Linked DNA regions of Homo sapiens: all the other regions are linked to region 1. A link is a loop called in an ENCODE intact Hi-C map of the cell type or tissue named here. Cell type or tissue: mammary epithelial cell. All regions are shown on one strand.

Evidence for each region. Hi-C counts contacts between places; a loop is a spot of excess contacts. Peaks named below come from ENCODE experiments on the same cell type or tissue, not always from the same donor. Only the 100,000 strongest peaks of a DNase experiment are listed, where the experiment ranks them.
Region 2: it touches region 1 in a loop (3-fold over the local background); 9 of 110 quality-filtered maps call a loop at or near these places.
Region 3: it touches region 1 in a loop (4-fold over the local background); 4 of 110 quality-filtered maps call a loop at or near these places.

Annotation. Positions count from the first base shown.
Region 1 is chr4:77,041,544-77,049,543 of GRCh38, reverse strand. CCNI (cyclin I) reads left to right here. Exons shown (of 7, transcript NM_006835.3): 7 at 882-2,389. The coding sequence ends at 1,325. Among named protein-coding and RNA genes, the nearest start is that of CCNI, 30 kb to the left of the region's middle. In mammary epithelial cell, CTCF peaks have their summits at 2,321, 3,888 (motif pointing left) and 4,821 (motif pointing right); no DNase peak of the experiment used is centred here.
Region 2 is chr4:76,893,327-76,901,326 of GRCh38, reverse strand. SOWAHB (sosondowah ankyrin repeat domain family member B) reads left to right here and starts at 3,183. Exons shown (of 1, transcript NM_001029870.3): 1 at 3,183-7,175. The coding sequence starts at 3,478. The coding sequence ends at 5,859. RefSeq lists silencers at 3,023-3,092, 3,163-3,462, 3,723-3,832. In mammary epithelial cell, no CTCF peak of the experiment used is centred here; a DNase peak (open chromatin) is centred at 3,076; H3K4me3 peaks cover 2,525 bases; H3K27ac peaks cover 158 bases; H3K27me3 peaks cover 437 bases.
Region 3 is chr4:76,779,933-76,787,932 of GRCh38, reverse strand. It overlaps SHROOM3 (shroom family member 3), which reads right to left. Exons shown (of 11, transcript NM_020859.4): 11 at 4,680-8,000. All of the region lies in intron 1 of SHROOM3-AS1 (SHROOM3 antisense RNA 1), which reads left to right. Among named protein-coding and RNA genes, the nearest start is that of SHROOM3-AS1, 19 kb to the left of the region's middle. RefSeq lists enhancers at 336-835, 836-1,337, 5,703-5,997, 5,731-6,100, 5,232-6,191 and 1 more and silencers at 3,386-3,455, 3,506-3,555, 3,566-3,635. In mammary epithelial cell, a CTCF peak has its summit at 3,504; DNase peaks (open chromatin) are centred at 4,912 and 5,752; H3K4me3 peaks cover 511 bases; H3K27ac peaks cover 4,143 bases.

The DNA.
Region 1 (8,000 bases):
ACCATGTCCTGCTAATGTTTTGTATTTTTAGTAGAGAAGGGGTTTCGCCATGTTGGCCAGGCTGGTCTGAACTTCTGGCTTCAAGCGATCCACCTGCCTTGGCCTCCCAAAGTGCTAGGATTACAGGCATGAGCCACCACGCCTGGCCATAAATATGTTAAAAGGTTGATATAGAAACAGATGACCGTGGCATTTAGAGTTTTGGGGTGTTGAGGGAGTCAGGGGTAACTCCAGAAAGGATTGATATCTGTGAATTGTCCTGAAGGGTAAGAAGGAATCAGCAAAACTCCCAAATTAAAAACTTTACCAAAAACATTTCATCTTAGTGCTAAGTCTACTATTTTCTACAAAATACATATTTCTAAATTTTTCATTTACTATTTTAAAATTCTTAGCTTCCCTCCTCATCCCTGATTAAAAAAAATTTTTTTTTTGCCCTTTGGCTTCTTACATTTTTAATGAATGTGTTTATGAGTACTTTGGACTCCACTGAAAAAAATTAGAAGAGGCCAAGAGAGTAGGATGAAGGGCCTTCCAGACAGGGGGAATAGACTGAAAAAAAAAAAAAAAAAAAAAAAAAACAGACGTTGGATACAAAAAAGTAGTTTCTGTTCTCATGTAAATGTTCAGCATACATTGCAAATACAAAACTCAAGTTCCAAAGATAATTATATTAGAAATACAGATTTGGACCTAATTTCTAAGATGATGTTGATGGATGGGTAGCTGGATAAATAAATGAGTTGGAGGTAGATGTGGGGAGAGAAAAGACTCAGCGGGGACGGAAAGCACAGGGAGGAAAAATGGCCACCAGAGATAACAGAGCAGCCTATGTTAATTAATGATCAACTGTGTGTGGCTTTTTTTTTTTCCTGGCCCAGATGGATAGCTCCCAGTTGATCCATTGTCGGGAGCTTGTGGCACATCACCTTTCTACTCTGCAGTCTTCCCTGCCTCTGAATTCCGTTTATGTCTACCGTCCCCTCAAGCACACCCTGGTGACCTGTGACAAAGGAGTGTTCAGATTACATCCCTCCTCTGTCCCAGGCCCAGACTTCTCCAAGGACAACAGCAAGCCAGAAGTGCCAGTCAGAGGTACAGCAGCCTTTTACCATCATCTCCCAGCTGCCAGTGGGTGCAAGCAGACCTCTACTAAACGCAAAGTAGAGGAAATGGAAGTGGATGACTTCTATGATGGAATCAAACGGCTCTATAATGAAGATAATGTCTCAGAAAATGTGGGTTCTGTGTGTGGCACTGATTTATCAAGACAAGAGGGACATGCTTCCCCTTGTCCACCTTTGCAGCCTGTTTCTGTCATGTAGTTTCAACAAGTGCTACCTTTGAGTGTAAACTAAGGTAGACTACTTTGGGAATGAGAACATGCAAAATCAGGAAAGGCTGTAGAAGGAAATATACCTTAACAGGCTGATTTGGAGTGAGCCAGAAAAAAAAAATAAAACTCTCATTATTTGTGTGGCTAATTATAATTCAGCGTTATTTAAGCACATAAAGACCAAAAAAAAAAAAAAGAAATCCAAAAGATCCAAACTTTTTTTAAACTTAAAAAATCTCTTTGTAGTATGTCAGTTGCACTTTTTTTCTGCCATAATGTAACGTAGCTTGCCCCGTCAAAAATTCAATTAAAATTCATGGCCAGCAATCCTGTTCCCCCTCAGCATCCTGATTTAATTTTCCTGTTGCTTTTGCTTGCTTCTCCATTTAATAGTTACTGAACTTTATGCATGTTGATCTATATTGATTTTCACTGCAGTTGAATGAACAAATTATTTCAGTGTGACAGCCATGACTCAAGTTCCAATTAGTCTGAAAAGGGTACTTTGGAATTGTCCCATATTAATCAGAGATGGCAAAAGAAAAAGTTCTCATATTACCAGGTTGATTTTGTGTCTCATTTCAAATTTTAATTTAAAATTATGGTTTTCATTTTTGTTTACCTTAAAGTGATGCTTAAAAGTGGCATGTAATTAGGACACTTAGGTTTGTTGAAAGCATTTTCGACATTTGTATAAAAGAATTTGTGATAAATATATCCAGGTGCTCACCAAAGAAACATGTATTAACAACTTAAATTAGATTTTTCTAACTGATAGTTTTCACTCATTTATAATCAGTAGGAGAGACTGTCTAGATGTTGGGGCAGCTCTATGATTTAAGTCTGTAACATGTTATAACTGAATTTAGTACCCTAGTTTTGTTAAGCTATTAGGATTTTCTAATAGAACTTACTCCCCCTGCCTCCCCAGCCTTATGTTTCTTTTAATGACTTCTGGATCCTGAGCTCCCTTTGCAGTCTGAAAAAGGTATTGCAGTCAGAACTGTGTACTGATGATAAAAGCCTCTGGTAGCAATAAAAAGTTGTCCTTAACTTTTGTTTTTGTGACTTTTTTCTGGTTGTGAAGAGGTACAGGTTCCTGATTGGCTAGGCACTGCTATTTCAACTAGAGAAAACAATAGAAAGACCAAGAATACACTTACTGAAAATAAAACATGAAGAGGATCTGAATGTGATCGAGGGATATAGGTTTTAGACATAAGAATTTTTCTTTCGTGATATTTTTTCACTGGTGCACTGTGAATCCTCCAAATAGTAAATTTACATCTTAATGTGACTGCTTGTGAGAGTAGGCTCAGACCCCTATCTTTAAAATGTCATTTTTAGCCATTTTGTAATGTTCAGATTTAGCAGAACAAGAGTATTTTCAGGTCATCATCTGATTTGTAAAAAATTCTTGTGGTAGGGTTGACTTACCTGTTTTATGACCTTAAAATCCAATTAAATGGGAAGCATTTACTCACATGTCAGTAAAGGGAGTGGGAGGGAAGATAGCAAAGGATTGGCTTCACAGATAGACATTTTAAAAATTTCTCATCCTGATCTTCATCTGTTTAATTCATCTGAATTGTAGGAGCTCTAAGAAGTTTACAACTGCATATGTTCATAGTATCTGTAAAATGATACAGATACTATGAAACTTCCTCCTATTTAACAGATGAGGACATAGTTGTGTTATGTAGACAGCTAGGGATAAAACTGAGTTTAGAGTCAGTATTTCATTTGTAGTCCAGTAGCTGCAAATTGAGCAGAATGTTAGAGGACAATAGGATTTTCACTTTTCAGTCTTAAGGTTTTCAACATTTACAAATTGCTGGTAAGTTAGTTTGGAACACAGCATTCTTCTCATGGGACACCGAATCAAGTGGGATAGTGGGCTGCTAGCCCTCATGCCTCAGAGCTTATTTAACCCATCGTTCAGTTCAGTGATAGTTTTGGAGACCTGGCCCTCAAAAGCACTGTTAAACCTTGGCCACCATTTCAGAGGACTGAGCCCACTTCCTCACAACTTACTGTGGGCCCTTAGAGAACTGTGGCTTGTGACAGAAAGAGCCTAGTATTCTTGAACAGTGTAGAACTTTTCATTAAGAATGTTCCGGTCGGGTGCGGTGGCTCACGCATGTAATCCCAGCACTTTGGGAGGCTGAGGCAGGCGGATCACGAGGTCAGGAGTTCAAGACCAGCCTGACCAACATGCTGAAACCCCATCTCTACTAAAAAATACAAAAATTAACCAGGTGTGTAATCCCAGCTACTCGGGATGTTGAGGCAGGAGAATCGCTTGAACCCAGGAGGCGGTGAGCCGAGATCGTGCCATTGCACTCCAGCCTGGGCAACAGAGGAAGACTATCAAAAAAAAAAAAAAAAAAAAAAAGTTCCTGCTGTTCAATTAGTTCCTTTTACCTGAAACTATTCTCAGCCTGTCCCAAGTTACTTGTGTTAAACTTTGGCATCACATCACAAACTCAAGATCCAGAAACTTGAGCACTCTGCATCATAATTGTCTTGTGCCTCCTGGTGGTTAAAAAACCTGTCGCTCCGTGAAGCCTCTGGAAAGGCAAGGGAATATACTTGATGGGGATAGTAGTTATTCTCTAATCCTCCATTCAACCAAAAAAAAAAAAAAAAAAAAAAAAACCTAAACATGTTCTAGCCCTTGAAGATCAGACTGGAAGCTAAATATTTTACTTCTTCATTCTCTACGAGATGAATATAAAGTTAGTTATATAGAGAACTATAAGTTTTCTCTACAGATAGACGATGTATTAGTTTGGAGGGAGAAGGGAAAGCTGGGAACGCAGAATGCTCCCAAATGTCAGTAAAAGGTCAAATATGACCAGTTTGTCATAAATGTTCCTGATGCTACCTTTGGCTGTGAAGGAAGGTAGAATGTAGCTCTTCACTCAGCCAAGTTGAAGAGAATCTGAACCTATGTTCTTGAGAGAATTAAGACACTGGTGTTTGTGCCCCCAAGAAATACTATGTATTTTCTCCTGTGTTATTAGAGTCAGCCACTTGTGTGTGTCCTCTGTGCTCTTTACAAACCTGAATTTTCAAGCTATTAAATTTACTCCTAGATTTCCTGAAGCAAGTTATGCTTGAGCATTAGTGCCCAAAGCAGCATGGTGGCTTTTCACTTGAGAAGAAAATGTGGTTAAGCTACTGATGTACAGCCAACATGATGAGGAGCTTATCTTTATCTAAAGTAGTTTGCACATTTTCAACTGGAAAGCGAAGATACTATGTCACAGGTTCTCACAACCAACCTGGCAGAATGCATCCCCAGTTTAACAGGGTTCAACTTCTAACTCATCTCAAACGTTTACCCTTTCTATTTGACATCATGAAGTTTTGTCTAACATGTAAATGTTACTTCTAAAGCCTCGAAAATTCTTTCAGTCTTTATGTTGAGGAGAATGTCTCCTATACCTGTTATCAAATAATGCTATGAGTTTTGGCCACTAGATGGTGCTTTTAGAAAAATACAGCATCTTTTTCAATTTCTGGGAGAAATTGAGTTGAGTTTACTGTATGTTAGTGAGCAGTTGAACACTCATCTGGTTGCTGAGCCAACTGTGTTGGCTTAGTTAGAAGTTCATATTACTTAAGGTACAGGAGGCCTGTGTGTGTGAGAGACAGGGAACTTTGGCAAGATCAGCCAGGGTTAAGGGGCAGATGGTGACTGGATACCACGTTTCAGACCAAGAAAAACCAGAACCAGTCTTACAAATCCCAATTAGTGAGTTGTGTGGTTCTGTAAAGTAGCCTAGAAATACAATTGGGAAGGCTTGAATATAGCCAAGTCCCAAAACCTTGCTGCTTTCAGTTTGAATTGGATTTGGCCAATCATTAGGAGAGAAAAATTGAAGAGCACGCTTACTTAGCACAGCTTGCATCAAGAAATAGCAAGTTTTCCCTCACCATATTTAGTGGCTTTTATGATGTACTCGTATGTAAGACCAATGTCAGACATAACTCTCCCTTGTGCCAGTTTTACTTTAAAAGGCGTAATAAGATAACCAAGAATGTCTTATCAGAGAAATTTGAGAAGAACTCACTTTTTTAGTTCCTAAGAGCCTCTGGAGTTAAGGATGAAATGAGAAGGATGAAATGCCTTTCTCTTAACTCTAGAAGTATAGCCTTCATACCAGATCAAATGCCAGAATTGTTGACCTTATTGTGTTACACAACAGTAAGGTTGTAAAAAAGCAGTTTGAATAGCCCTAGGCCTAGTGAACTGGTCTCCCATTTCTTGGAAATAGCTTATTTTGTTAGGCAATAGGACACTCCAGAATGAAGGCCAACTTTAGGCAAGCAGCCACGACAAAGTGACTGGTGGGGAGCAGAATCCTTTTTGCTTTTCAGGATATGATCTATCTTCAGCAAACGACTTAGCATAGAAAAGGCTTGCCTTTTCTTTCTTTCACTCTTAACGTTGCTGTGCTTATATGAGTTATACAAGTTCAATTCATAGTGCATGGCTAAATCCCCAGTACCTAATGTAGGCCTGGTGCAGTATACACAATAAAGTATTTGGAAAGAGGGAAGGAGGGGTTGGGGGAAGATGGATGAGTGAATAAGAAAAAAAGACAAGGAAAGCTAGAACTGCAACTCTCCAGAGTTCTAAACACATTGTTCACAGTTAAGCCCAGCTCTTTTGTTTATATAAGAGACAGGGTCTAGGTCTGTTGCCCAGGGTAGAGTGCAGTGGCACGATCCTAGCTCACTGCAGCCTTGAACTCCTGGGCTCAAGCAATCCTCCCACCTCAGCCTCCTGAGTAGCTAGGACTACAGGCACACACCACCATGCCTGGCTAACTTTAAAAATTTTTTTAAAGATACGGTCTCACTATGTTTCCTAAGCTGGTTTCAAACTCCAGGCCTCAAGTGATCCTTCCACTTCTGCCTCCCAAAGTGCTGGGATTACAGATGTTGAGCCAATGCACCTGTCTAAGCCCAGCTCTTTATGGAATGTTATTCTGCTCCCCGTTCCCCACCCTCAAACACACACATTTATTTGTTCTTTTGTGAGACAGGGACCAAAAAAATCTTGTTATAATAGCCTTTGCCTCCCCGGTCTAGGTGCCATAACTTTGGAAGAAACTTTCCACAATGGACTGAAAGGCTATTCATCTCACATCCCTACAAGTAACTGATTTGAGGCAGATGTGAAATCTTTTGTACCTCACGTGATGTTCCACTGACAACCAATAGGTCTCATTTATATATAGCTGTTAATCAGGAATAGCAAGGTAGGAAAGGGAGATGAGTAGACACCTAGGCTCCCAATTAGTCTTCTCAAATTAGCACATGCAACCTGGGCACAGTAGCTCATGCCTGTAATCTCAGTATTGTGGGCAGCTGAGGTGGGAGGAATGCTTGCGGCCGGGAGTTTGAGACCAGCTTGGGCAACATGAGACCCCATCCCTACAAAAAATAAAAAAATTAGCCAGGCATAGTTGCTGATGTCTATAGTCCTACCTACTCAGGAGGCTGAGGTGGGAGGATTGCTTGAACCAAGGAAGTCAAGGCTGCAGTGAGCTGTGATTATGCCACTGTACTTCAGCCTAAGCAACAGAGTGAGAGTCCAATAAAGAAAAAAAAAATTAATACAAGCAATCCCTTCACCAGCCCTGGGTATGCCAGTTGCTTGCTGGAGATTGACCTGAAAGACAGATGGCATCCTTCGCAAAAACTAGATACCATGGTCTTAAAAATTCAAGCACTAGGAACTCTGAAGTGAGCCACACTGCCATCACTGTCAGTCTCCAGGTGGGAAGATAAGTCAGTTGTGAAACAAAAGGTTTTAAAGGTGGCTTAAAAAAACTTTAATAGTCTTTTGTGTTTTTTATTTTATTATTATTTCTGAGACGGAGATGTGCTTTGTCGCCCAGGCTGGAGTGCACTGGGGCGGCCTTGCCTCACTGCAACCTCCGCATCCTGTGTTCAAGCGATTCTCCTGCCTCAGTCTCCTGAGTAGCTGGAATTATAGGCACGCGCCACCATGCCTAGCTAATTTTTGTATTTTTAGTAGACACAGGGTTTTACCATGTTGGTCAGGCTGTTTTCAAACTCCTGACATCAAACAATCCACCGGCCTCAGCCTCCCAAATGCTGGGATTGCAGGTGTGAGCCATCGCACTTAGCCACGTATTTGTTTGATACCAGACCTGTTTACCCATAATCTGGGCCAATAGCAGGCCAAAAATAAATAAATAAATAAATAAATAAATAAATAAATAGATAGATAGATAGATAGATAACCAAATAAGAAGGAACTTGATAAGCACTGTTGACGGGAAAAGAAGTTCGGTCAATTATTGGGGGTGAGGACCTGTTTCTATCTGTCCAGCTCAGTGCATAACCATTGAGAAAGTTGGATCTCTCCTTTACACGTGTGCTGGGCTAATCTCAAGGAGACCATCTAGACTATGCTCGTATTAAGGCAGAGTCTGTATCTGAAAAGAACTAATATTTGTTTAAGATTGATGAAGAACAAAAAGCCTATTACCAATGGAAACAGGTTTAGATGGCTCACTTCTCCCTGCTTTGCTTTTCCACAATCTTGTTTGAGATAAGCCAGTAATTTTTATTGCTAGTAATTATACCCAAGATGGTTTCACATCCCTTACTTGGTCAGCCA
Region 2 (8,000 bases), 150 kb after region 1:
AACTTTTTTCCATATTTTAACATCTCTAAAATCACAATGTGTCATACAATCAATGGTTCTTAGGTTTGGTTACATACAACATTGTTCTACAATGTACTCTTTTTACTTATTAATATTGGTCATGATTCCAAACCAACACTTACTTCCAGGAGATCTTTCTAAAGTACAAATCTGGTCAGGTTGCTACCCTTGGGAAAATTCTTCCAAGCCGCCCCTGCCCCCAAAGCCCTTCATCTTCTGATTCCCATCTACTTTTTCCCTTTCCAGCACATCCACACACATCGTCTTCCTTAAAGCCAAACAGGCCAAGCAGATCTATTGGCAGTTCATTCCCCAAATAGCGATGCTAAGCCAGCTCTTTGCCTTCGCACCAATGTTTTTTCTGCCTTAAAGCCTATTCTCACCTTTTTACTCAAAGTTAGCTCTTTTCTTTTCTTTCTTTGTTTGTTTTTTTTTTTTGTTTTTTTTTTTTTTGTTTTTTTTTTTTTTGAGACGGAGTCTCGCTCTGTCGCCCAGGCTGGAGTACAGTGGCGCGATCTCGGCTCACTGCAAGCTCCGCCTCCCGGGTTCACGCCATTCTCCTGCCTCAGCCTCCCGAGTAGCTGGGACTACAGGCGCCCGCCACCACGCCCGGCTAATTTTTTTGTATTTTTAGTAGAGATGGGGTTTCACCATGTTAGCCAGAATGGTCTCGATCTCCTGACCTCGTGATCCGCCCGCCTCAGCCTCCCAAACTGCTGGGATTACAGCTGTGAGCCACCGCGCCCAGCCCCAAAGTTAGCTCTTACTGGAAAATTGTCCTGATCCCCCAAGCTGAGCCTGAGTTCTTCCTTTATGCACCTCCCCTCAACTTCACCAGTATGTGGTGCATGTCTCTGTTAAATCACTTAGCACTCAGGTTCATGCCATTTCTCTTGTTGCTCCTTACTAAATAGAGAGAAATAGTGAATTCTCAAGTACACTTTCTTCTTTATACCCATTTCCAACAGTGTCAGGGTAATGTAGGAGCTTCATAAATATTTTTGGAAATAATGAACTGTATATGTGGGAGGCAGGAAAATTCTCCCTGAGATAATGTAAAGAGCTTTCCAATTAACCACCTCTTTATCCTGGGACAAGAGAGAGAGAGAGGAGAAGGTCTGGACACCAAAGTACCTGGGAATCCAGAAATCTAAAGCAATCAGATTTTTTTTTCTTCTTTTTGGCTCCAATCCTATTAATTCCACCCTCAACTAAAAATGATCTGATTTCAACAAACAGATGCTTTATAATCTCCCCTCACCTGGCCCTCCACTTTCTTTCACTCTAGTCTTTTTATTTCCTTTGAGTCGAAACCTCAGTCCATATTATGGCTCTCTTTTGCAGTTAGCCCCTTATTTTGTAACCAGATGTTTTAAAAAGTAGCAAAGAGGGATTCTTTCCACTTGCCATTCTAAAATGCCCACTTGAGTCTTTCATTTGGTGTTCCTCCTGCCTTAGGTATGGACTCACCTTACTCAGTCCCAACAAGACTCTATACCAGCAAATAAACTCAAAAGAAAGCTGAAATTTAATACAAAACCTTAATTTTAAAAACTATCCTAAAGGCTTGATGTTATGTAGAGACATCAGTGAAAACCACTATCCCTCTCTCAACCCAGTATTGGGTTTGGATCCTAGAAAATGCCAAAAATAGACAAAAATGTTTCCAGTTCTTTTTTTCTGACCTAGATAATGTAAAACCAAAGATTCATTCCTGGAAAAGTGCTAGGGTATTTTTGGGGATTTAAAATCAAGCTCAGTTAATGTGGTCTATAGGGCAGTCACTAAGATTGGTCCATGCTAAAACATGTCTTTGTCAACAATTGTAGGGCCAACACACATACTTTCAATACTCTTTCTTGGCGAGAAGTATAGGAACTATGAGTAATCAGAAATAGAAGAGCAAAAGGAAAAGTGAAAAGATGAGAAGAGTCCATGAGAAAAGAGAGGCAAATTACAGGGAAGGAGAAAATCGAGGTTTTTGAATGGGAAATACAGTGGACATGAGAGGATCTGAGAAACAGACATATTTCCTGTCAGTAGAGGCCGAAGGTAAACAAGGATGTCGTGTAACAGAAAGAAATGGGAAGGCCAAGTTAAAGAAAAGAATGAGAGAAGGCTTGGAACTAAAACAGGTAAAGAGATAATGACAGTGAAAACTATCTCAGGCATGTCAACAGGACTGATAAGGAACAGTGAGGGACATCCAGGATCTCACATCAAAGACAGAAGGGTCAACATGTGGAGAGAGAAAAAGGAAGAGGGATCCCAGCTGTTAGGGGGAAAAGGTGCTGTTAAAGACAGCTCTAGTCTGCATTTTGAACCTTACATTCTGAAAGGAAGCACTTCACCAAGCCAATACAAAACACTGTACAAATCTCTGCTGTTCACAAATTTTAGAGTAAATAAAAGCAAACTAATGCTACACATCAAATACCTTAACTGGCGAGACATAATTCCTAGTTCATTTTAGCCGCCGGGGGCAAGAAGCTATCAAAGTGATTTTTTTTTTCCAGCACCTTAATGTGAGACAAGTATGAAGGAAAGACAAGTATGAAAGAAAAAGTCCCAAACCAATATTGCCCAGTAGTAATTTTCAGAGTGATTTCTCTTTTCAGTATAGACTTGGATGTATTCGGACCCCTTGGAGGGGGCGCCGGAGAAGCGGCCCAGAAAGTATTTCTATATTAAGAAAAATTTAGTTTGGATGCAAAGTGAGTTTTGCGGACCTCAATACAGCCTCGAGAAATCTGAAGTACTCCTCTACAGCGTTAATAAAGAAAGATAACTCAGATTGCCTGTTAACTTGCAGCTTCTCCTCCTCCCCCATCGGCTTCAGCCTGAACTCATCAAAGCACCGGAGGACAGGAACGGACCTTCTATCGCTTTTGTTTCCTGCGTGGCGGAGACTTAGAGGAACGGCCGGTCGCCTACCTGCCTTCCACTTCCCCGGCCGCAGAGCAGTTCGCTGCCGGCTCGGTTCGCCGCCAACCTCACCTACCGGCTGGCTCTCCGGCCTGACTCTTCTGGGATGGGTGGCAGGGGGTGGGGGAGACCTCAGGGGGCGGAGGGACACGAGGAGGCGGGCCTGACCCTTCCCCCAGAGGCAGGGAGGAGGTGCCGCCAGGGCGCAGGTGAAACCGACTCGGCCCTATCCCGGGAACTTTCGCTGTGAGGACTCGTTGCGAGAGGCTAGAGTCGCGCAGGGGCGGCCTCGGAGCCGCCCTCTCTCACGCAGACTGCCGCGGGGACTCAGCCTTGGGGCCACCCGGAGGGGACCCACGGCCCTCCTGGCGCGCTCACGGGCTGCGGGCAGCGCTGGCCTCCGCGGCTGATGGGGGCGGCTAGTGCCGCCCCGGGCGCAGGTGACACTCGCCCGGCCAGGGTTTCCTCTGGCTGGGGAGAGCCCCGGGAGGGCGAGACTCAGACACCTCTGGGGCGGAGGACAAGGCAGCGATGGCCCGAGAGCTGAGCCAGGAGGCACTACTGGACTTTCTGTGCCAGGCTGGGGGCCGCGTGACCAACGCTGCCTTGCTGAGCCACTTCAAGAGCTTTCTCCGAGACCCCGACGCGTCCCCCAGCCAGCACCAGCACCGCCGCGAGCTCTTCAAGGGCTTCGTCAACTCGGTCGCCGCAGTGCGCCAGGACCCCGACGGCACCAAGTACGTGGTGCTCAAGAGGAGATACAGGGACCTTTTGGGGGAGGAGGGGCTGCAGCGACCCCGCGAGCCGCCCGCGGCCGCCCCCAGTGCAGGGGGAGCTGCGCCCTGCTCCCCGCGAGGCGCGCGCCGGGGGGAGCCGCCCCAGCAGCAGCCCAGGCGGCGGCGGCGCGAGAAGGAGCCGGAGGAGGAGCCAGCAGGTGCAGCAGCCAGAGCCGCCGACGCAGCTTGCAATGGACTCCCGGGCAGCGACTCCCGTAGGGCGCCCGGGAAGGGCGGCGGATCGAAGGGCAGTCCCGGACAGAGGCCGCCGGTGCCCGCAGCTGCAGCGGCAGGGGCCCAGGCGAGAGCGAGCTGCGCGGCGGCGAAGACGCAGGGCCGCTGCTGCTGGGAATGCCTCCAGAACAACCTGGCTGTACTGCCGGGAGAGCTCGGCGCACTCCCGCACTCGGCCACCGCGGAGGAGAAGCCGGCACGGGCTCTGCCTGCCCAGGATGACCGCGGGGCTTCCAGGGAGCGGGAAGAAGGCGCGCTAGCTGAGCCGGCGCCTGTGCCTGCAGTGGCTCACTCGCCTCCCGCCACCGTCGAGGCTGCGACAAGCAGGGCTTCCCCGCCTGCTCTCCTGCCCGGCCCCGCTCCCCGCGGAGACCGGCCGGAGCTGCTGACCCCCAGCTCCCTGCATTATTCGACCCTGCAGCAGCAGCAGCAGCGCACTCGAGAGTGGGTGGCCAGGCACCCGCAGGTGCCCGAGGCCCGTGATCAGGGCCCTATCCGCGCCTGGTCGGTGCTGCCAGACAACTTCCTCCAGCTGCCCTTGGAACCCGGCTCCACGGAGCCTAATTCAGAGCCGCCAGACCCCTGTCTTTCCTCGCACTCTCTCTTTCCTGTTGTTCCGGATGAGTCCTGGGAATCCTGGGCGGGGAACCCTTCATTGACTGTCTTTCGCAGCATTCGTTGTCAGCTGTCCCTCCAAGATCTGGATGACTTTGTGGACCAGGAGAGTGATGGCAGTGAGGAGAGCAGCAGTGGGCCCAAAGACTCCCCGGGGGCTTCTGAAGAGGGGCTGCAGGTTGTCTTGGGAACCCCAGATAGGGGGAAGCTCAGGAATCCAGCTGGGGGCCTTTCTGTATCTCGGAAGGAGGGCAGCCCCAGCCGGAGCCCTCAGGGTCTCAGAAACAGAGGGGATGGTCACATCTCTCAGCAGGTCCCTGCAGGGGCTAATGGCCTTGCAGGCCACCCCCTGAAGCCTTTGCCTTGGCCAGTTCCTAAGTTAAGGAGGTCCCTCAGGAGGAGCTCTCTGGCAGGGAGAGCCAAATTGTCCTCCTCTGATGAGGAGTACCTCGATGAGGGCTTGCTGAAAAGAAGTCGGCGCCCACCTCGATCCAGGAAGCCCTCCAAGGCAGGAACGGCACCCAGCCCAAGGGTTGATGCAGGTTTATCACTAAAACTTGCAGAGGTTAAGGCTGTTGTGGCCGAGCGGGGTTGGCGACACAGCCTGTGGGTCCCCAGTGGGGAGGGGTCTGCAGCCTTGGCCCCCCACAGAACTTCTGAGCACAAATCATCCCTGGTTCCACTAGATGCCAGGGAGCATGAGTGGATTGTGAAGCTTGCCAGTGGCTCCTGGATTCAGGTGTGGACTTTGTTCTGGGAGGACCCTCAACTGGCCTTGCACAAAGACTTTTTGACTGGGTACACTGCGTTGCACTGGATAGCCAAACATGGTGACCTCAGGGCCCTTCAGGACTTGGTGTCTGGAGCAAAGAAGGCAGGGATTGTCCTTGATGTAAACGTGAGGTCCAGTTGTGGATATACCCCGCTGCACCTTGCAGCCATTCACGGCCACCAGGGGGTCATCAAATTGCTAGTGCAAAGGTTGGCTTCTCGGGTAAATGTCAGGGACAGCAGTGGGAAGAAGCCATGGCAGTATCTAACCAGTAATACCTCTGGGGAAATATGGCAGCTGTTGGGAGCTCCTCGGGGCAAGCCCATTTTCCCTGTCTATCCCTTAGTTGGAAGTTCTTCCCCTACCAGAAAGGCCAAGAGCAAGGAAATATCTAGAAGTGTCACCCGAAAAACTTCCTTCGCTGCACTACTCAAAAGTCAGCACAACAAGTGGAAACTGGCCAACCAGTATGAGAAATTCCACAGTCCAAGGGAAAGAGAAGAGTATAGTGACTGAGGTGGGTCTCTCTGTCCAACATGCAGGCAGCACTCCCTCATCCTGCTCAGTGAGAGAATTCAGGGGGAATAGAAAAGCTGCTGAGAGTTGGTAAAGAGGATGGTCGAGTGAGATGGTGTTGACCTCCCTGGATCTTATGTCACTACATCCTGGACCTCAAGAGGGTCATCCAAGCTTTTTGAAAGCTGAACTCCTTGACTGGAGAAACCTAGACAAGAGGCGGGGCCAGGTGCTTGATATCTAGGAGGCATTCTTCCTCTTCCCTTGCCACCATGGAGCTGGGCACAGTAAGCCATATTGTTTCCTGAAGCAGGAGTCCCAGGCCTTGGCTAGAGAGGGAACAGATGTCTAACAAAAAGAGAAGCAATTCGAGGAATTGATGAAGCACAATTAAAATCCTCTCTGGCTAGTAGCTCTCTGGCTTCTGTTCATTTGAAGAATAAATCTTGGCTGACAGTGGGAAGCACCAGGTTTGAAATCAGATGGCTTTATTTTTCTTTTTTTGGCATTTAAATCAGTGAAATAAAATTATTACTGGAGAGCACAGTTCGATTTAAGAGATTCCTCAGCCCTGTTCTCAAGTCTTCTTTTGAATTCCATGCATGGTGGTTAATGGGTAAAATGATTAATGCCTCCTTTGGGTCTTCTCACTGATCAGAGAAGCAGCTGGGTAAGATCCAGTTATGACTTGGACTCCATTCCTAAGAGGAATGACTGTCATTCAGGCCCTGCTTTTTTGTATCAACCCGAAGGGAACTTTCCAAATGTAAAAACCATGTGGCTCATTTACATAGTGACTGAAACCATCTTTCATGGAAACTCCCTGTGTAACAAACAGAATTATCGTTACTAGTTTTCAGAGGTTTGAATGGCCAACGTTTGTACTCATAAAAAGAGAGAAATGATTTCACTCTGGGGAAACAGTAAGGGTTAAGAGAATGCATCCTTACCAGGACTATCTAAGCCGCTAAATATAATTGTATTTGCACTAAACTTGTTGCCAATTAAGATTAAATATTAGCCTTTAAGTACTCTATATCTAACATGAAGTGCTCCTTTTTAATTGCTTTTGAAGAGACCGATAACTTGTGAGTTCATGGAGTGAGAAAATGGCTAGTCTATAAACGTCAGTAGAGCATCAAGATTTCAGAATAAGTTCAAAGAGGGCTGAAATACATGTTCAAGTGGAAATTGTTAATTTTTTATGGGAATGTTTTCATGAGATGTGACAATGATGCTGTATTTTAAGTCTTTTTGTGTTTCTTCTGGTTATTTGCCCCCATTAAAAGATCAATAGATCTTTATAATTTATTATACTTATGCTGATTACTGTTTTCTTCTTTACAAAATTATGTCTCAGCGAGTGCCAAATATTATTGTTTCTTTGATTTTTTACTTTATAATTTTGCTGAAATAAATACATCTCTTCTACTAGAAAAATAAGCATAATAAATAAATCTAAGAGCTTTTTTCCCAAAAGACCTATATAAGAGATGAAACTTTGTCAAATCAAAGCAAGAAAAATGGCAACCACAGATGGGACATAGTTTGAAGAGATAAAAAATTAAAAGAATACAATAGACATCTATGCAAATACTCTGGTAAACTAGTAAAAATTGTAAACTACTAGTAAGCTAGTGATATTTCATGGAAAAAATGTCAACTTTCTAAAAAAATCCAATGAATGCTTTTACTTTGTCATATTGTTATTACTACATCAATTTATTCAACAGATGTGTTTTGTGTAGTGCTGTGGGATTTATAAAGATGAGTGGGAGATGACCCCTCCTGTCTTGAAATTTAAAATCTGACAATATTACTGATTGCTTTATACCCTTTTTTTTTTTTTGAGACAGAGTCTCAAAAAAAGTTGAGGCTGGAAGTTGCCCAGACTAGAATGCAGTGGTGTGATCCTGGCTCACTGCAACCTTCGCCTCCCAGGTTCAAGCAATTCTTCTGCCTCAGCCTCCCGTGTAGCTGGGATTATAGGCAACCACCACCACTACTGGCTAATTTTTGTATTTTTAGTAGAGACGGGGTTTCACCATGTTGGCCAGGCTGGTCTCGAACTCCTGACCTAAAGTGATAAGTTGTATGTTTCAATATTCCCAAAGTGTTGGGATTACAGGTGTGAGCCACTG
Region 3 (8,000 bases), 260 kb after region 1:
ATCCCTGCAATCTGGGAACTTGAGCCAATAGGGCTCAGTGGCAACTCAGGTCCCATAAGGTGACCGTGTAGTAGTGACTCTAAACTAAGCTTATCTAACTTATGGTGTGTGGCCACATGTGGTTCAGATGACTTTGTATGTGGCCCAACACAAATTCATAAACTTTCTTAAAACATTGAGTTTTTTTTTTAAGCTTGTCAGCTATTGTCACCTTTCGTTAGTGTTAGTGCATTTTACGTGTGGCCCAAGACTATTTTTCTTCCACTGTGGCCCAGGGAAACCAAATGATTGGATACCCCTCCTCTAGACCATGGGATGGTGGGACCCGGCAGTGTCCCAGAGTGAGAGGCCAGGTGCGGTGGCAGCAAGTGTCCCAGAATGGTGGAGCACATCTCTCATTTGGGCCTTGGGGGAGCAGGGAACAGCAAGTGATATCTTCACTTCCCAAGAAGAGGGGCATCTCAGCAGTTTGTACTTGAGGGAGCTAGTCCAGCCCCAAGGAAGCACAGGGTACTGGAGTTGTTTGGCCTGTAGGGCAGGGTGTCTCACCTCAACCACTGCTCTATTTCCCTGGGATATGGGGTACTACATCAGCTCAGCCCTGGAATCACAGCTGCTCAGCTTGGCCAAGGCACCGATTCCCCAGGGGCTGTGCTGCTTCAGGACTGGGAGGCATGACTGTTCTGGGTGGCTCAGGGACCATTTCCCTCAGTTGCAGGGCCCTGCATCAGCGTAAGTCCTAGGGTGCATGGCTGCTCTGCGTGGCAGCCAAGGCATCATTTCTTGGGATGCAGAGTGCTGCTTCAACTTAGGCATAGGGGAAGAGTGGCTGCTCTGAACGGCTTAGGTACTGTTGCTGGGAGGCAGGGTGCCACTTCAGCTCCGGCCTGAAAGGGCAGGGGTAGGGGTAGGTGGAGTGACTCCACCTCTGCTTGGCCCTGGGGAAGGCTGTAACAGCTACTTGCAGCTCAGCTTGGGGATGTCAGGCCACTGGGATGGGGTGGTTTAGTGGCAGCTTAGCCTCAGGGATGAAAGGGAGCCGTGGCTATGCACCCCTGGAGCAAGACACACTCCAGCTGTAGTTTTAGTTCCAAGATGGTATAGCGCAGCAGCCACATGGGCCGTGGGGCACAGCATGGTGTTGGCTCCTTCTCTGGGAGGAGCACGCTATGTGGACTCCAGGCAGCTCCCCCAGCTGGGTTGAGTAACTGTGAGGACTGCAGGGGACTCCAGTGGTGAGGTTTGTAGATATCCAAGGTGCTGATGGGGATTTATGGAATCCTCTTACCTCCTCACCATAAGAAGAAGTTCTTCCTGGTTCCCAGCTAGTCCCAGTTTGGGGACAGGGCAATAGAGGCCCAGGATTTCCTTCCATTCTCTTTGGCCATCCTGAATTTCTCTGCTCACTGGGGTTTCTGTTACTTCTCTGATGCACCGTCCCTCACTTATTTTTGTTAAAATGTAGTTGTTTATTCATTGTTCTGGTTGTCATTGTGAGAGAGACGAGCACCAGGGGCTTCCAGTTGGCCATCTTGCTCAATGCCACGAATCTCCTGTAGATAGAAGTCTTTATTTGGTACTTTCTACTGATTTCTGATCAATATGATCTGAAGAGCTGTAGTTCTACTTTTGTTAGCAGACATACCATATATCTTCTCAATTACCTGTGTGAATGCACATATTTAATCATCCAGAGTCATGATGAACACACAGTTTTCCTGCTGTACCTCCCTTCCTACACATGCGTCTCTCTCATCTACCTGTAGAGGCACATTACTTAACCACACCGTAAATTGATTTTCTTAGTTTCTTCTTCCTAAGCACATTACTCCTTAGTTAGCTTTTAACCAACATTTGCAAGAAGGACTTACAATTTGTTTTGTTTGTTTGTTTGTTTGTTTGTTTGAGACAGAGTCTCACTCTGTTGCCCAGGCTGGAGTGCAGTGGTGCGATCTCATCTTACTGCACCCTCCGCCTGCTGGGTTCAAGCAGTTCTCCTGCCTTGGCCTCCAGAGTAGCTAGGACCACAGGCATGCACCACCACACCTGGCTAATTTTTTTTTTTTTTCAGTAGAGACGGGGTTTCAGCATGTTGGCCAGGCTGGTCTCGATCTCCTGACCTCAAATAATGCACCCACCTCAGCCTCCCAAAGGGCTGGGATTACGGGCTCACTCTGTCTCAAAAAACCAAAACAAAACCAAAACAAAAAAACAAAAAACACATTGAGTGATACATTATCAAACTGAGGTTGACCTTTTGAGGCAACTTGGAAGATGTTGTTTGTTCTTTTTATCCTAAGCTTAAGTTCCTTTTCTGCCTATCTACTTTCACTGGAAGGAGACATCCGACTACCTCCCTGCCTTTTAATAAATCTGCTCTAAACCATTGCATACAAGGTTAGGTATTCTATTTCTTTTTTTTCTTTTAATCTTTGAGGGAAGATGGGCTTTTAAAATTCTCATTTCCGTATCCATGAGCTGCCTTTGAATTGTTCCTTTTTATCAAATCAATTTTTATTACTACAAAATAAAGCCAATTCCTATATTCTGTTCTAATTAGAGATGAGGAATAGTTCTCATTCACTCTTACATATATTTAAACAATATTGCAACATCTTCTTTATATTTATTAAAATTTAAAATGAGGTGAGATTCTTAATTTTTCTTTCAAATTAAAACAAACAAACAAAACACCTGGGCATGGTGGCTCATGCCTGTAATCCCAGCACTTTGGGAGGCTGAGGCAGGAGGATTGCTTCAGCCCAGGAGTTTGAGACCAGCCTGGGCAACATAGGGAGACCCCATCTCTGCCAAAAATATTTTAAAAAATTAGCCAGGTGTGGTGGCTCATGCCTGTGGTCCCAGCTACTTGGGAGGCTGAAGCAGGAGGATCGCCTGAGCCTGGGAGTTCGAGGCTGTGGTGAGCTATGATTGCACCACTGAACTTAATGTATAAATATGAATCATTTTGGGAATAAATGAACAGGAAAGTATGACAGTTGCAGATGTTGAGATAGAGAAAAACATATGTGGAGACACACCAAGAGAGACGTAGACACATACAGAGGTATACAGAGGCAGAGCTAGGCAGAGAGAGACCTCAACAGAAACAAACCTTAGACATGCTCTTAAATCGGCCTGAATCTAAATCTATTGATTTAGATACTTTGAGTAATATAGGTGTATGGAGCATGTTTAAAGAAAACATAAATGAGAAACTGCTTTCCTTTTGACACCTCCTTCAAGAGATATGTTGGCCATTTTATAGGCACTGTTTTATTATCTGAGAAATGGTTCTTACAGAATCAGCAACTATAAAATTACATGTGGTATCAGAAGATAATGCCAGGGTATATATGTAGAACAATGTGTCTGTGACGGCTATCAATTTATTGGCTCAGCTCTGGAATAACCCTTCAATCAAGTGTCTGTGTAATGGGCAGGGTCCTTTTAAGCATCTTTTACAGTCAGCACGATGTTAAGCTCTCTCCATAGGGGGTGCTGTTGGGGCCCTTTGTGGCTGCTGCCTTATGGGTCAGTGGTATGGGTGTGAGGACATCTGATGGAGTTCTCTTCCAACCACTGCCTACAATTGGTGGTGCCTTGGGACCTTGAAGCCTCATTCTGGCCATAACCTTCTCCTGGGCCTGTGGATTACAAACTTGAGCCCTGAAAGATTCCTGCTGCATCAGTGCCCGGAAGGCCTTCTGCCAACACTGGCTCCTCACTCTCTGAAGATCCTGTGAGGATCACCTGTGACCTGGAGGGTTCCCACTGGGCAGCCACGCCTGCTGCAGGCCCCCACTCTGTGCACAGCCAGGCTGTTGGTTGCTGGTGGACTGACCCAGCCTGCACTCTGGAGGGTTGCTTCCTATGCGCTCAGGGACTGCAGACCAGTTCCAGCCTGGGCAAACCAGCTAACTTCCCTGCTATGTGGGTCGAGTTCAGTTCTCCAAGGAGGTCTGAACCTCAGGCTTGGGACTCTTTCCCAGTTTGTCTTTCCTTGAGTACTCTTCCTTAGCTCTAGGGTACCAGAGAGAATTTCCTTATGTCCTATAGTCACTCGTTTATCAGAATTTAATAACTCTTTATATAAATATTTCCCCTGTTCAACCTACTGTAAAGCAATAGCAATACCAGTGTTTAAGCAAGAAATACAGCTGCCTTTCCACCTAGAGAATAATTTATAGAATGAAGTAGGAATCAATGAGCCAGTTTTTTCATTCACAACTTTCTTCTTGCCTAATTTTGATTTTAGAGTTTCAAAATTGGGTGACAGCTGCTTTCATTTCTCAAAGAAAATGAACACAGTCTTGTTTCATTAGCTAAATTGTCAAATCCACACCAAGGAGAGGTTCTAACTCATATGTAGGATAACATTTGTGATGAAGCAACAGGAATCTGATTCCCACTAAATCAGTAAAGTTCCCACTGAAAAGGCCAGTTGATTAATTTCAGTCAGGGCAGAACTTAAAATTACTGGCAATGTGTGATAAAACTGATTCCTTTTGAGGAAAAATAATTAGTGCAATTAAATCTGAATAAGTGCATAACTTGTTTAAAACAGATCTAAAAAAGAGTAAACAGGGAACAAAATCTGTATCACAACCTTGGGGATTATATAAAAGTAGTGGAGACAGTATAAACTTATATAGCTAATAGAATAAATATGACAGGACTTTCAACTTCTGAGGTTATTTTTATTTTTAAATTTAACTTCAATTTCTGTTTATTTAAATTTTAAAAATTATTCAGATTATTAAATTCATGTTAGTCTTATTGTGATCATAACAGTAGGAACTGTACAGATGATTGGTAGTGGCTCTCAAATGTTAAAATACATCAGAATAACATGGGAAACCTGCTGAAATGCAGTTTCCAGCAGACTTGGTTTTGTCATAGCAATTGGTATTTTTAACAAGCATTCCAAGGATTCTGATGCAGATCGTATCCTGACCACACTTTGAGAAACCATTATTTAGTTTCTGAATGAGCTCCCCATTAAGAAATGTGAAGTTTTATTTAAAAATTAATAAGACAACCCTTTCTGATATTAAAATGGTCTTTATCATTTTATCCTATGCATCCCAAAGAGTTAAGGCAGCAGGAAATACTTTGTTCCCGATAATATATTCCTGTGTAGAAAAGCCCCTTCACATTCACTTGACCACTTTTTATACCTTGTAGGAAATGAAGTTATTTCTGGCTGTAGTTATTCCTTTTTCTAATAGTAAGGTGAATAAAATTCATGTTGTTCTAAAAGGAAAATAATAACTCCAACCTAACAATGAAGCCAGCACTACCATGGACAATTAAACTGAAGAGAAGTAAATTTGGAACCACATAAGAATAAAAAGCCAACATTTCCTTGGGTATCCAGAGACCCAGTATCTTAATAAGAGATGCCTGAATAACATACAAGTTTAAAGGTAGAGCTTAAAGCATATATTTACCATTTAAACTCATGAATTATTTTAGATGAGATATTAACAGTGGAGGAATAGGAAAACTGGGATGTCCCAGGTTGTTTCTCCTTTATAGCTCCCTCAAAGGACCTCAGTTAAGCCCACACTCCTCACCTTAAAAGACAGCCACTGATTCTTAGGGGTGGACCCAAACTTGTTAATCTTCTAGTCTGGAAACCAGCTGTGCAAAACAAACCCTAAAATGTTCCCATAGAGCAAAGGAAAAGATGTTTGGTTTCGACAGCATCTGGTCTCATAGAGAAACTCAGGCACTTTCACTGTGGATCCTCCCTTCATTCTTTGGGGTTAAGTGGCCACCGCAAGAAACAAAACAGCATGAGAAATGGCTGAGTCAACCAACATGTAGTGACATGCCCAGGAACTTCTCAAGTGGCCCAGGAAGTGGAGGCCTCCTGATTTTCTCGCAGGACATTGTCCTTTCCTGGAACCTTGCGGGTGGCTGGAGTATCTGCATTTGGAGTATTGCAAGATTATCTCACCTGAGTTCTGACCAGAAGTGTATCTCCAAAATTATCACATCCACAAAGACAATTATTGACTGTGAGCAAACATTCTCAGTGACATCACGCGTATTCTGAAACCCTGACCAACAACATGCTCCTTACTGTTCTCATGGTCTTGGCAAAGGATACTGTTGGGAGAAAGAAGAATGGTTTCTACTGTAAATGAGTTTTTAAAAATAGTGGGAGAAGAATGCAAAATAGGAAAGGGATAAATACATAGATTTCTAGCTAAACGCATTTAAAAGGAAACTTTGAAAATTTGGTTAGTGATTTCTTTAAAGTACAGAGGTCAAGTCCTATTACAATAAATATCACATCCACCTAAAAATTAGATTTCAAAGTCTCACTTGGTGCCTTACCCATTTCACATAACAGAACAAAGTTTCCACATAATGAAAGAATGGACACAATCCTAGGAGTGTCACAAGCTTTCAGATGTTTGTGGCATGCCAAGCAGCATTGCCTGTTACTGTGCTGTGGGAGTCAATTACTTTTATGTCTATAAATTAGAAAAGTGGCTGGGTGAAGTGGCTCATGCCTGTAATCCCAGCACTTCTGGGACCAAAGCGGAAGGATCCCTTGAGCCCAGGAGTTTGAAACCAGCCTGGGCAACATAGCGAGACCCCCGTCTCTATAAAAAATCAAAAAATTAGCCAAGCATAGTGGTGCACACCTGTGGTCCCAGCTACTTGGGAGGCTGAGATGGGAGGATGGCTTGAGCCTCAGAGGTTCAGACTGCAATGAGCTGTTATCGCACCACTCTGCACTCCAGCCTGGGCAACATAGTAAGACCCTTTCTCAAGAAAATAAATAAAAATTTTTGAGAAAGACTGAATATGTAAAATGTTCCCCAGTCAAATCCCGAAAAATGGTCATCTCGAAGAGTGTTGGGAACTGGGAGCCCCCTGGATTCCTCTGAGGAATTTCACTAAGAATAACTGTAGACGTTTGCTGGCTGTCTTCCACCTGGCTTGGCTTGTGAGGGCTCATTCAGTATCAGCAAGACACACAGGTAGTTACTGATGGAGTTAATTTCAGGCTCCCATGTTGGCCTAAGACTGATGACCATGCAGTGTGGCTGTTGAATGCTGTCACTGGTTCTACTGCTTTCCTGGGAGACAGGACCTCTGAATGAAAACATCCCTGGGAAACCAAGGTGCTGTCTTATTTGTATCAATGGAGTCATGCAGTATATAAGCTCCAAAGAACAAAGCCATAGCTTTGGTTGACTATGCAAAGGAAACTTCTGGGTGGCCAGTTGTTTATAAGTTAATCAAAAGACATCTCTACTGGAGACCCAAACTACAATTTTGATATTCTTACATAGGAGATAAAACTTCATTAAGTAATGAAAATGTACTAAGGGGAGAAGGAGCATTTGGTTCCCTTGTCATTTTTTTTTTTTTTTTACTTCAAAATTTTACTCCCCCAATTTTCTAAGACTGGCTACTATGAAACTCGTAAGCCCAAATCAACAAAGGTGGCCACCAGCCACAGATCAAACGTGAAAAAACAAATCTACCTCTAGCACAGCCTGGGATGTACTACCTGCTCAAAGTATAAGGCTACTGCCATCTCCAGCAGCTGTAAACATAGCCTGGCTGCCAGCCCATAACCTCCTCAGCCTTCCAGTTTGTTTTTATAAGCTTACAACTGGGGCTACAGAGTAACCTCTGAAATGTTATTATTGAAACATGATAAAGCAAAATCAGTCTTCAGAGGTTAAGGAGGCAGTTTTTAATCAAAGTGTGGTCAACAGGTTTGACATTTTAGAAAACATTTTTTTTTTTTAAAGCATCATTAAAACAGCCTCAATAAACAGGCCGTATTTAGCCCAAATCTTGTTCAGGAGAACAGCATGGGCTCCGTTTGAATTTTGTTGGATTCTGGACGTCCTCCTCCTATTATATAGGTCTGAGAGTTGTCTTTGTTAATAAAATTTAGCTTTGTTTCCCCACCAGTGATAATGACATGAAGCACTAGGAAATGATGCAATAACCGCAGTGCATGA